Regions from separate parts of the Homo sapiens genome. Here regions 1, 2 and 4 are each linked to region 3. A link is a contact called in ENCODE Hi-C or POLR2A ChIA-PET data. All regions are on one chromosome and are shown on one strand. The core of a region is the stretch at or near the end of the contact, and the rest is flanking DNA. Distances in the headings are between cores, read along the strand shown.

Region 1 (2,700 bases), core at 104-2,603, 2.8 Mb before region 3:
CCACTGCACTCCAGCCTGGGAGACACAGCGAGACATTGTTTCAAAAAAAAAAGGTTATAAAACAAAATGTTGATACATCTGTTACCTCTTTCAAGCCTCCCAATAACATTTCTACTAACACCACCCAAAATATTTTTAAAAGACAGGTCTCTCATTCTTTTCGGTCCCTCATACTACACCCCAATTATCTTCAGGTGTCCTCTCAATCTTACAAAAACATTTACAAAACTGTCCTCTCAATGGCACAAGAATACTTACAAATCTCTTATTCTTTCTACCGCTCCTTTTATTCCTCCAACACCACCTGTATCTAAAAATCCCTACATACTGTTAGGTATACTCCTCCACCAATTAATGCTGCATACCAGTGTAGCCCTTTCAACCTTCAACTAAACTTACAGAAACCTCTTTTTTCCAACCTCTATGTATCTAAAAGTCATCAGTTCCCCTAGCACTATCAAGCCCTCAATAATACTTTAAAATCCCTTAATATCCTTGCTATCACACTTATCACCTCCCCAATAATTTCTAAAACCCTTCAATGCCCACACATCCTTTTCATCTACTCCATAGTATTTTTCAAATCCTTCAATATTCTTGATCCCTCAGAACTTACCAATAATCGCTATACAGTTTCAATGTCCCTGCTATCCGCTTCTGCCCTCATATTTCGAAAATGCCCTCGATATTTTGCTTCTAGACCTTTCAGTCCCGGAATAATAATGTTTATCAAACCCTTGATATTCTGCTATTCCCTTCGACATCTCAATATTCACATTTTAAAAATCCCTCAAGAGCCCCGTTACCTCTCTCTCAGTTCTCAAACAGCAATGTTTTAAATTCCCTCACGGCCCCTGCTACCCCTTCCAGCACCCCGATATTTGCGTTTGAAAAGCCTTCGCTGTCCTTGCCTGCCCCCCCAGTCCCCATATTCACGGCGCCTCTCCGTCCCCAGCGCTCCTCTCCCACCCTCACCCCCACCACAATGGTGATAGTACTACAGGGAAGGCGTCGCCGGGACCTCCCGGCCGCGGCCCCTCAGCGCCGCCCCCCACGCCACCTCCCCTCCCCCACGCCCCCGCGAGCCCCCAACGCCCACGTTCGCCGGCCCCGGCCCAGCCCGGCTCACTCACATCGGCTCCAGTAACTTGGCCAGCCAGGACTTGAGGGCATCCACATCCTCTATGAGCATGGTGCAGGGAAGGCGGGCTCGGCCGCCGCTCTTCTTCAGGCCTGCCGTGGGTCTCCACTACGCCGCCCCCTCACGTTCCCTTCACAGCTCCCGGTGCCCCAGCCCACCGGGCATCTTAGGAGACTTCAACCTACTCCCCCGGCCGGGGCCTAACAGGAACTAACCCAAGAGCCCTCACTCAACCTAGCCCGAAGGCTGAGGTGGGCGGGAGACAGTGCCGAGTGGCAGGCCTGAGAACCAGTAAGAGAGAGGGGGCCCTGAGGGCAAGACCAATGAAAAGGCTCGCTCGCCCCGCCGGCAGGCGGTACCCAGTCAGGGAGGAGAGATATAGCAAGGTAGGTGGAGAGCTTAAGTGAACTCCTGGTGCAAGATGGTATCTTGGAAAAGGTGCTTTGCCTCTTAAAGGGGCAGCGGCGCCTTTTTTTGACCACGCCGCCGCCCGCCGCGGAATACCGGTGTCTGCTGCTGGGAGTGCCTGGGGGAACCCGGCGAGCCCCTCAGCCTGGTTCCTTCCTCTCGTTTTTCTTGGAAACACACACTCGTGTCCCGAAATGACTCAGCTGTAGTAAATCTGCAACACAACGTGCAATACGTTCACGTTCGACACATTGCACAGAATGCAAAATTTTACTTTTTTTCTTTACACACTCATGTTGATTGGCACTCACGTTTGTATTTTCTGCTGCTCTGCTTTAATTACGCAGAATGTTTCTGACAACCATGCCTTGGAATCCAGTAATCGTCATTTTTAAAACGTGGCGCACGGATGTAAAAGGCTGAGGCCATTTCAATTTTGCTAGTACTATTAATAAATGTTGCTTTATTTAGGAAGAAAAATGACTCCAATAGTTTGTTTTTAATTATCTTTTCATTGTATATCTAAAATTCAGTGGTTGGGGGACGGGAAGGGAGAATTTTAATCAGCAAAGAAGGATTACAAAAAAATTTTTAAGACAAATTAGAAACTACTGAAATAGTCAACTTACTTTCTAGTAGGTGAGAAATTCTTTCTGGAGTTTTGAAATCACTGATTTAGCACTGATGTTAAAATGTTTACCCAATAACATATACTGAGTCCCTGCAATTGCCAGCACTGAGTAAGGCACTAGGAGTCCAATGCTGAGCAAAACAGAGCTTCTCCTCTTAAGATGATGAACAGTTTATGGGGTTATGCATTGTAATAACATTTTGAAAAATACCTAATGAGCACGCACCTCATATAAAAGAAATGGATCAACCTCAAATAAACAGACATCCTATATATACATAGAACAGGTATAGGCAAACTTCTGCAAAGGATCAGATACTAAATATTTTGGTTTTGTGAGCCTTGAGGTATCTATGGCAACTACTCGTCATACAATGTCTTGGCTTAAAATTAACCAGGGACAATATGTAAATGGAATGATTGTGGCTGTATTACAAACATTTATTAAAATTATATAAAATTTTAAATTTATATAATTTTCACATACCATGAAATATTATCTTTTCATTTTTTTCTCCAT
Region 2 (2,700 bases), core at 44-2,543, 2.1 Mb after region 3:
GGAAATGTTAATTACATCTTAAGAGAATTCTCTTAAATTTAGGGGCAATTGTTAATATTTTAGAGGATAGAAATGAAATATTAATGGCCTTGATGCTCTCCCAGATATTTTAAAAATAAATGGAAATAAATAGAAATAAGTACCAACTGTTACCCAGTTATGTTAAAATACTAAAAATATGTGTTGATGAATACCTGACTATTGATAGAAAAGACAAGCAGAAAACAGCAAAATAGTAGAGGTGGAGTTAAAAAAAATGTCAAAGTAATTTAAAATTACTTGTACATGAGAGACAGGAAACAATACTTCAATTATATCTACTTTAACCAGATGCTCAGTCTATCAGACAATTCTGTCCAAAAGAACACTTCCTTCTCTGTTTACATTTACATCTAAATCAAGCACATAAAAAGGAATCACCCTTGTTTCCCCAGAAGTATTATAGAACACAAGTAAAACCAGAGGCACAATTCCCCTACAGGGAATTATATTTAAAAATACAGACTTTGGGCCATGCGCGCTGGCTCACACCTATAATCCTAGTACTTTGGGAGGCCAAGACAGGCAGATCACCTCAGGTCAGGAGTTCGAGACCAGCCTGGCCAACATGGTGAAACCCCTTCTCTACTAAAAATACAAAACTTAGGTGGGGTAGTGGAACGTGCCTGTAATCCCAACTACTTAAGAGGCTGAAGCAGGAGAATCGCTTGAACCCCAGAGGTGGAGGTTGCAGTCAGCCAATATTGTGCCACTGCACTCTAGCCTGGGTGACAGCCTGAGACTCCATCTCCAAAACAAACAAACAAACATATATATAGAGAGAGACTTATATAGTAAGCTGCATGTCCTCCTCACTCCATTGATTTGGGTACTTTGAAATCCATTGTATAGTAGCTACACATTCTTGTATTGGCACCAGATAGGCTAGACTCTAGGGAACATCCGAGATGTTTCCAGAAGCAAAGACGCTTACTGCAAGGCGTCCCCCATCTCCCGGAATCACCCGGAAGTCTAGAAGCCATCCGGCCCCACAGCGATCCCGTAAAAGTGCTGGCTTAGCGGGGGACGAATCTGTGTCTTTCTTGGAACTTCCAAGCTCTAAATAGTTTGAAACCAACAGCTCTTCCGAAACACTGTCATTTCCATCCCGGAAAAACAAGTTCTCGCGAAAAGATGAGTTTCACGCTGGGCAGCGTAATTGCGCTATTGCGCCTGCGCTAGCTGGGGCTCCGCCCTTCCGCCCGGAGGGGCTGTCACTCACAGCCGCCTCCCGCCCCGCGTCGCGACGTAGCACTTCCGTTTTTGCTGGGTAGGCGACCCGGACGGAGGGCCGGCGAGGTGCGGGGTCTGGTGATGCGAGCTGCGCCTCTCGGCAAGATTTCGCGCTGCCCATCCCGGGCCCTTTCATCAGTAATCGGTAGTGGATCACTCTGCCAAGCGGCAGGAAGAATTAAGGAAACGACAAGGAGACGCTCGGCTCTCTCCCGCTTGGCTCCTTGCGGCCTCCTCTTCCCTTCGCTCCGGCCCGGTGAAACTGAACTTATAATCGTCACTGGATTGTAAGTACCCGAGGCGAAGAGAGCTCGCTGAGCCCTGATTTTTTGAGTGTCTTTGTTCCGGGAGAGTTTGTGAGTTGAAAGTATCTCTGCTGGGCTTTCTGGGCCGAAAACCGTTCCGGGGGAGCCGCCATTTGCTTTCCTGTTCCCTAGCTAGCTAGCTAGCTCTCTCCGCGTTGTCCGGCAGCGGCACCTAGAGGTTGGGACTTGGCATTGCATCTGATTTAATGAACTTAAGTCTGTGAATAAGCCTTTGTGTTAACGACTGGTATTCGGTCACAGCATATTTAGAGAAAAGACTTGGAGCTTAAATAAAAACTAAGGCAAAATAGACGCTTAGCTGCTGATCTACAGAGAACTTCTTGTAATTAAAAGATTTCAATTCATAGCAAACTGGTGTTTTAAACTATTGCAGTAGCTGGAACTTTTTAGTGTAACCAGCATTTATTGGAGAAGTGAATCACAAGGAAATAAAGATGAGTAAAAGCAAAGATGATGCTCCTCACGAACTGGAGAGCCAGTTTATCTTACGTCTGCCTCCAGAATATGCCTCTACTGTGAGAAGGGCAGTACAGTCTGGTCATGTCAACCTCAAGGACAGACTGACAATTGAGTTACATCCTGATGGGCGTCATGGAATCGTCAGAGTGGACCGTGTTCCATTGGCCTCAAAATTAGTAGACCTGCCCTGTGTTATGGAAAGCTTGAAAACCATTGATAAAAAAACTTTTTACAAGACAGCTGATATCTGTCAGATGCTTGTATCCACAGTTGATGGTGATCTCTATCCTCCTGTGGAGGAGCCAGTTGCTAGCACTGATCCTAAAGCAAGCAAGAAAAAGGATAAGGACAAAGAGAAAAAGTTTATCTGGAACCACGGAATTACTCTGCCTCTAAAGAATGTCAGGAAGAGAAGGTTCCGGAAGACAGCAAAGAAGAAATATATTGAATCTCCAGATGTTGAAAAAGAAGTGAAACGATTGCTGAGTACAGATGCTGAAGCTGTTAGTACTCGGTGGGAAATAATTGCCGAAGATGAAACAAAGGAGGCAGAAAATCAAGGCCTGGATATCTCTTCTCCAGGAATGTCTGGTCACAGGCAGGGCCATGACTCATTAGAACATGATGAGCTTCGGGAGATATT
Region 3 (2,700 bases), core at 102-2,601:
TCTCAGGACGGACCACGAGTTCCCTTCCCCTTGGACTGAGGGGGAAGCTCCTAACAGGAACATCTGTAGGGAGTTGAACGCTGGCATTTTAAAGCTGCCTGTATTTTGTTTTATTTGTAGGGGCAGGGGTCCTATGAACGTGATAGGGTGAGCAACGCACAGAGTCGAGGGCAGCAAATGTCAAGATTCGGGGGTGGGGCCTGCACCGGGAACTTGGACGCGGGCCCTGGCCGGGGTGGAAGAAGAGGTCAGGAGTTTCGGAAGGGGGGCTATATTTCGCCAGCAACTTACTATTTCGCCTGCAACTTGCTTTTAAGCCTGCCGCCCCCTGCTTTCCTTAATCATAATAATAAAAAAAAAGTGCAAAGAAATCCAGCTCGCTGGAGGTTTTGCATTTGGCGTGCAACTTCCTTCGAGTGTGAGCACATTGGGCGGGAGGGGTGGGGGTTGAACTTGGCAGGCGGCGCCTCCTTCTGCCGCCGCCGCCGCCTCGCAGACTCGGGGAAGAGGGTGGGGGACGGTCGGGGCGCGGGGGAGGGTGGGTTCTGCTTTGCAACTTCTCTCCCAGTGCGAGAGCGCGGCGGCGGCAGCTGAAGACCCGGCCGCCCAGATGATGCGGTGGTGGGGGACCTGCCGGCACGCGACTCCCCCCGGGCCCAAAGTACGTATGCGCCGACCCCCGCTATCCCGTCCCTTCCCTGAAGCCTCCCCAGAGGGCGTGTCAGGCCGCCCGGCCCCGAGCGCGGCCGAGACGCTGCGGCACCGTTTCCGTGCAACCCCGTAGCCCCTTTCGAAGTGACACACTTCACGCAACTCGGCCCGGCGGCGGCGGCGCGGGCCACTCACGCAGCTCAGCCGCGGGAGGCGCCCCGGCTCTTGTGGCCCGCCCGCTGTCACCCGCAGGGGCACTGGCGGCGCTTGCCGCCAAGGGGCAGAGCGAGCTCCCGAGTGGGTCTGGAGCCGCGGAGCTGGGCGGGGGCGGGAAGGAGGTAGCGAGAAAAGAAACTGGAGAAACTCGGTGGCCCTCTTAACGCCGCCCCAGAGAGACCAGGTCGGCCCCCGCCGCTGCCGCCGCCACCCTTTTTCCTGGGGAGTTGGGGGCGGGGGGCGAAGCGCGGCGCACCGGGCGGGGCGGCCACGCCAGGGGACGCGGGCGTGCAGGCGCCGTCGGGGCCGGGGTGGCGGGGCCCGCGCGGAGGGCGTGGGGGCAGGGACCGCGGGCGCCCCTGCAGTTGCCAAGCGTCACCAACAGGTTGCATCGTTCCCCGCGGCCGCCGCGCGGCCCCTCGGGCGGGGAGCGGCCGGGGGTGGAGTGGGAGCGCGTGTGTGCGAGTGTGTGCGCGCCGTGGCGCCGCCTCCACCCGCTCCCCGCTCGGTCCCGCTCGCTCGCCCAGGCCGGGCTGCCCTTTCGCGTGTCCGCGCTCTCTTCCCTCCGCCGCCGCCTCCTCCATTTTGCGAGCTCGTGTCTGTGACGGGAGCCCGAGTCACCGCCTGCCCGTCGGGGACGGATTCTGTGGGTGGAAGGAGACGCCGCAGCCGGAGCGGCCGAAGCAGCTGGGACCGGGACGGGGCACGCGCGCCCGGAACCTCGACCCGCGGAGCCCGGCGCGGGGCGGAGGGCTGGCTTGTCAGCTGGGCAATGGGAGACTTTCTTAAATAGGGGCTCTCCCCCCACCCATGGAGAAAGGGGCGGCTGTTTACTTCCTTTTTTTAGAAAAAAAAAATATATTTCCCTCCTGCTCCTTCTGCGTTCACAAGCTAAGTTGTTTATCTCGGCTGCGGCGGGAACTGCGGACGGTGGCGGGCGAGCGGCTCCTCTGCCAGAGGTAAGAAGCGAGGCGGGAGGGGGCCGGGGCGCGCTCGCTCCCCCGAGGTGCCGCTGGGACCGGAGACAACTCGGGGGCCGCCGCGGGAGCCTACAAACTTTTATTAGCCTCGGGGAGTGGGGGTGGGGGGCTGGCAAGGGCCGGGCGACGGTGACGAAAGGGCAGCGCGCGGGTGACAGCGCTGGCCTCTTCCTCTCCCTCCGCAGGCGTCCCCTGGCCGGGCCGAGGGGGAGGAACCTGACCTCGGACGGCGAGCGGAGCCCTGTCGAACTGCCGGGGGCTTCGAGCCTCTCATTCCTCGCGGGAATCCTGGCCTCTTTTCTCCCCCTAGTGTCCCCTTTCCCTCCAAGGGGGTCGCCCGACACCCGTTTTCGTGGTGAACGCTAAGCCGCGTCTGAATTTTACTCGCCCGAATATTTGCACGCCACCCCGGCGCGCCCGAGCGCGAGCCCGGGCTCCGGGGAGGCCCCGGCGGCGCCTGGCTTGAGGAGGGCGTGCGGGGCGCGTGAGGGTGCACACGCGGGGGGCTGACAGCCCGCAACTTGGAGACTGCGGCCGGGGCCGGCGTTATCTGTTAGAAGTGGGCGTGTCGGAGAGAGAACTCAACAGGTCTGGACGTACTTCTCTTTTAACCTCGCACTTTTTTCTCTTCTCCACCCCCGCCCCGCAAGGGCTTGCTCTTTAGCGTTTGTTGTTAATTCGCGCCTGAGGTTTCTAAGTGGCCCCTTTTAGAAAAAGACCCCCTGTAACCGTAATGGTTTTGTGCTGCGATTTTTACAAGTGCTAGTTTGACGTTTGGGGTTGCAGACTTGATAATTGCAACCTTGTAATACCACTTAAGACCCTCTGGCATGGTTCATTAGGGCCAATTAAT
Region 4 (2,700 bases), core at 162-2,661, 2.8 Mb before region 3:
TTTTTTCCCTTGAGATGAAGTCTCGCTCTGCCGCCCAAGATAGAGTGCAGTGGTGCGATCTCGACTCAGTGCACCCTCTGCCTCCTGGGTTCAAGCAATTTTCCTGCCTCAGCCTCCCGAGTAGCCGGGACTACAGGTGCACGCCACCATACCCAGCTAATTTTCGTATTTTTAGTAGAGACGGGGTTTCACCATGTTGGCCAGGCTGGTCTCAAACTCCTGACCTCAGGTCATCCGCCCACCTCGGCATCCCAAAATAATGGGATTATGGCCACCGCCCCTGGCCCTGTTTGGTAGTGGTCTAAATAGTCTGAGTCAGGCAATGGGACCAGGTAGGCTTTCAGTCTCTTGCTTAAAAATGGAGATTGTTGGCCGGGCACGGTGGCTCACGCCTGTAATCCCATCACTTTGGGAGGCTGGGGCGGGCGGATCACGAGTTCAGGAGATCGAGACCATCCTGGCCAATATGGTGAAACCCCGTTTCTACTGAAAATACAAAAATTAGCTGGGCGCGGTGGCGCGCGCCTGTAGTCCCAGCTACTAAGGAGGCTGGGGCAGAAGAATCGCTTGAACCCGGGAGGCGGAGGTTGCAGTGAGCCGAAACCGCGCCACTGCACTCCAGCCTGGAGACAGAACGAAACTCCCTCTCAAAAAAAAAAAAAAAAAAAAAAAAAAAAAAGGAGATTGTTGGCTAGGTACGGTAGCTCACGCCTGTAATCCTAGCACTTTGGGAGGCCGAGGGAGGCAGATCACGAGGTCAGGAAATCGGGATCATCCTGGCTAACAAGGTGAAACCCAGTCTCTACCAAAAATACAAAAAATTAGTCGGTGTGGTGGCGCGCGCCCATAGTCCCAGCTCCTCGGGAGCCTGAGGCAGGAGAATTGCTTGAATCCGGCAGGCCGAGGTTGCACTGAGCCAAGATCGCGCCACTGCACTCCAGCCTGGGCGACAGAGCGATACTGCGTCTCAAAAAAAAAAAAGGAGATTGTCAATACGCGGTTATACAATGTCTAAATGCTGGGCTGTTGAATGCCACTGACAGTAAAAAATATCTGTGCATAGTGGCAAGCCATAAGTAGCACCTCAGTCACCGTATAGTAATTAACTGCGTATCCTGGCATCCCGACAGGCAACCAGCTCTACCGGGTGAAAAGGTTGATGGCCAAGGGACTCCAACCTAACCAGGGCGCACTCGCGGCATTCTGCGATCCCGCACTGCATCATGGACTTTGTAGTTCAACATGCCAGTGACGTCACTGCCGGTTCCCCTCTGAGTGGGCCTATCGGGTAGACTTCCGATAACCCGTTTTTCTCTGGGAATTGTAGTCAGTTAGCGCCTGCTGGGTGTCTGCTCGGGTGGTCTGGGAACTACAATTCCCGGCGGGCTGTGAGATGCCTTGGCTGTAGTTAGTAAGGAGCCGGATGATTGCCTCAGCAGGTGTGAAGCGTGTGCTTTAGTTTCGTGGGAGGCCTGGCATCCCCGAGAGGGAGGGGAAAGGTAACCACTCCTTTGTGGAGGTCGCCAGGGTCATTGTCGTGGATTTGCACAGTCGGCTGGGCGGTGCAATGGCGGTGAGTTTGAGCGAGAAGAATCCGCAGGGGCCCTGGAGCCGGACTGGCCAGTCTCTAGGGGCTCTCCATGTGCTGTCCTGAAGGGAAAGTCCTTTTCTAAAAGAGAGCCACGCTTAAGGCGTGCCTTTCGTAGAGACTTTGCTTTTTCTTGCTAGTTTATGAACCACGAACTGATGTCTGTTAACTTTACGGAGTACTTGGATATCATATTTGTTATTTCTCTGGAGTTTCTAAAATCGAGGTGGAGAGCCGGGCACGGTGGCCCACGGCTGTAATCCCAGCACTTTGGGAGGCCGAGGCGGGTGGATCATTTGAGGTCAGGAGTTCGAGACCACCCTGGCCAACATGGTGAGACCCCGTTTCTACCAAAAATACATAAATTAGCCGGGCGTAGTGGTGCGCGCCTGTTAACCCAGCTACTCGGGAGGCTGAGGCAGGAGAATTGCTTGAACCCGGGAGAGGGAGGCTGCTGTGAGCCAGGATCGCGCCACTGCACTCCAGCCTGGGCGACAGAGTGAGACTCCGTCTTAAAAATAAAATAAATAAATAAACAAACAAATAAAGCCGAGGTGGAGAGAGGAGTATGTAAGTTGATTCCTACTTACAGCAAAAAAAAAAAAAAAAAAAAAAAAAAAAAAAGAAAAAATTGAGCGCCTCTCCGTAAAACAGACAAAAATCTCTCTTTTCATAGTGTTTATGTGTGTGGGTAAAATACATTGTAAAATATTGTGTCAGGTGCTGATAAATGCTGTGGGGAAAAAATAGAGCAGGAAGGGGTGCTAGGGAGTGTACGGTGGGGTAGTACAGTTGCAATTTTTAAAAATTTTTTTAAATTTGGGAGATGTTCTCACTCTGTGACCCAGACTGGAATGCAGTGGCGTGATCATGGCTCACTGCAGCCTGGACCTTAGGGCTCAAGCGATCCTCACACCTCAGCCTCCCCACAGCTGGTACTGCAAGCGTGCTCCATTACACCCTGCTAATTTTTTGTATTTTTAGTAGAGACAGGGTTTCGAACTCCTGGGGTCAAGCGATCCTTCTGTCTCAGCCTCCGAAAGTGCTGGGACTACAGGCATGAGCCATCCCGCCTGGTTTTATTTTTTTTTGTTTTTTGTTTGTTTGTTTGT

Evidence for each region. Hi-C counts contacts between places; a loop is a spot of excess contacts on that map. ChIA-PET counts read pairs that join two places held with the same protein, here RNA polymerase II (POLR2A). Pooled maps may share reads with other maps.
Region 1: a loop to region 3 is called in a map of CD8-positive, alpha-beta T cell, with 29 times the contacts of the local background. The contact joins the promoter of RBM27 here to the promoter of NR3C1 in region 3. A Hi-C loop is called at or near these places in 3 of 168 maps with a recorded cell type or tissue (CD8-positive, alpha-beta T cell and naive thymus-derived CD4-positive, alpha-beta T cell) and 8 of 50 pooled maps. POLR2A ChIA-PET finds 5 or more read pairs at or near these places in 1 of 52 experiments (activated T-cell).
Region 2: a loop to region 3 is called in a map of CD4-positive, alpha-beta memory T cell, with 9 times the contacts of the local background. The contact joins the promoter of TAF7 here to the promoter of NR3C1 in region 3. A Hi-C loop is called at or near these places in 1 of 168 maps with a recorded cell type or tissue (CD4-positive, alpha-beta memory T cell), 1 of 37 single-sample maps with no recorded cell type and 9 of 50 pooled maps. POLR2A ChIA-PET finds 5 or more read pairs at or near these places in 1 of 52 experiments (CD4-positive, alpha-beta T cell).
Region 4: a map of naive thymus-derived CD4-positive, alpha-beta T cell shows a loop between it and region 3 (35-fold over the local background). The contact joins the promoter of LARS1 here to the promoter of NR3C1 in region 3. A Hi-C loop is called at or near these places in 2 of 168 maps with a recorded cell type or tissue (CD4-positive, alpha-beta memory T cell and naive thymus-derived CD4-positive, alpha-beta T cell) and 9 of 50 pooled maps.

The regions. Positions count from the first base shown.
Region 1 is chr5:146,202,258-146,204,957 of GRCh38, reverse strand. RBM27 (RNA binding motif protein 27) reads right to left here and starts at 1,353. Exons shown (of 21, transcript NM_018989.2): 1 at 1,134-1,353. The coding sequence starts at 1,192. RBM27-POU4F3 (RBM27-POU4F3 readthrough) reads right to left here and starts at 1,353. Exons shown (of 20, transcript NM_001414499.1): 1 at 1,134-1,353. The coding sequence starts at 1,192. RefSeq lists enhancers at 1,138-1,297, 1,768-1,917.
Region 2 is chr5:141,319,377-141,322,076 of GRCh38, reverse strand. TAF7 (TATA-box binding protein associated factor 7) reads left to right here and starts at 1,293. Exons shown (of 1, transcript NM_005642.3): 1 at 1,293-2,700. The coding sequence starts at 2,033. RefSeq lists enhancers at 765-914, 925-984, 1,565-1,764.
Region 3 is chr5:143,402,337-143,405,036 of GRCh38, reverse strand. It overlaps NR3C1 (nuclear receptor subfamily 3 group C member 1), which reads left to right and starts at 1,351. Exons shown (of 9, transcript NM_000176.3): 1 at 1,351-1,826. It overlaps LOC128966704, which reads left to right. Exons shown (of 2, transcript XM_054328421.1): 2 at 121-371. The coding sequence ends at 151. RefSeq lists enhancers at 156-295, 336-405, 1-450 and silencers at 456-1,725, 1,966-2,045, 2,256-2,355.
Region 4 is chr5:146,181,361-146,184,060 of GRCh38, reverse strand. LARS1 (leucyl-tRNA synthetase 1) reads left to right here and starts at 1,411. Exons shown (of 32, transcript NM_020117.11): 1 at 1,411-1,573. The coding sequence starts at 1,568. RefSeq lists enhancers at 1-819, 1,728-1,887.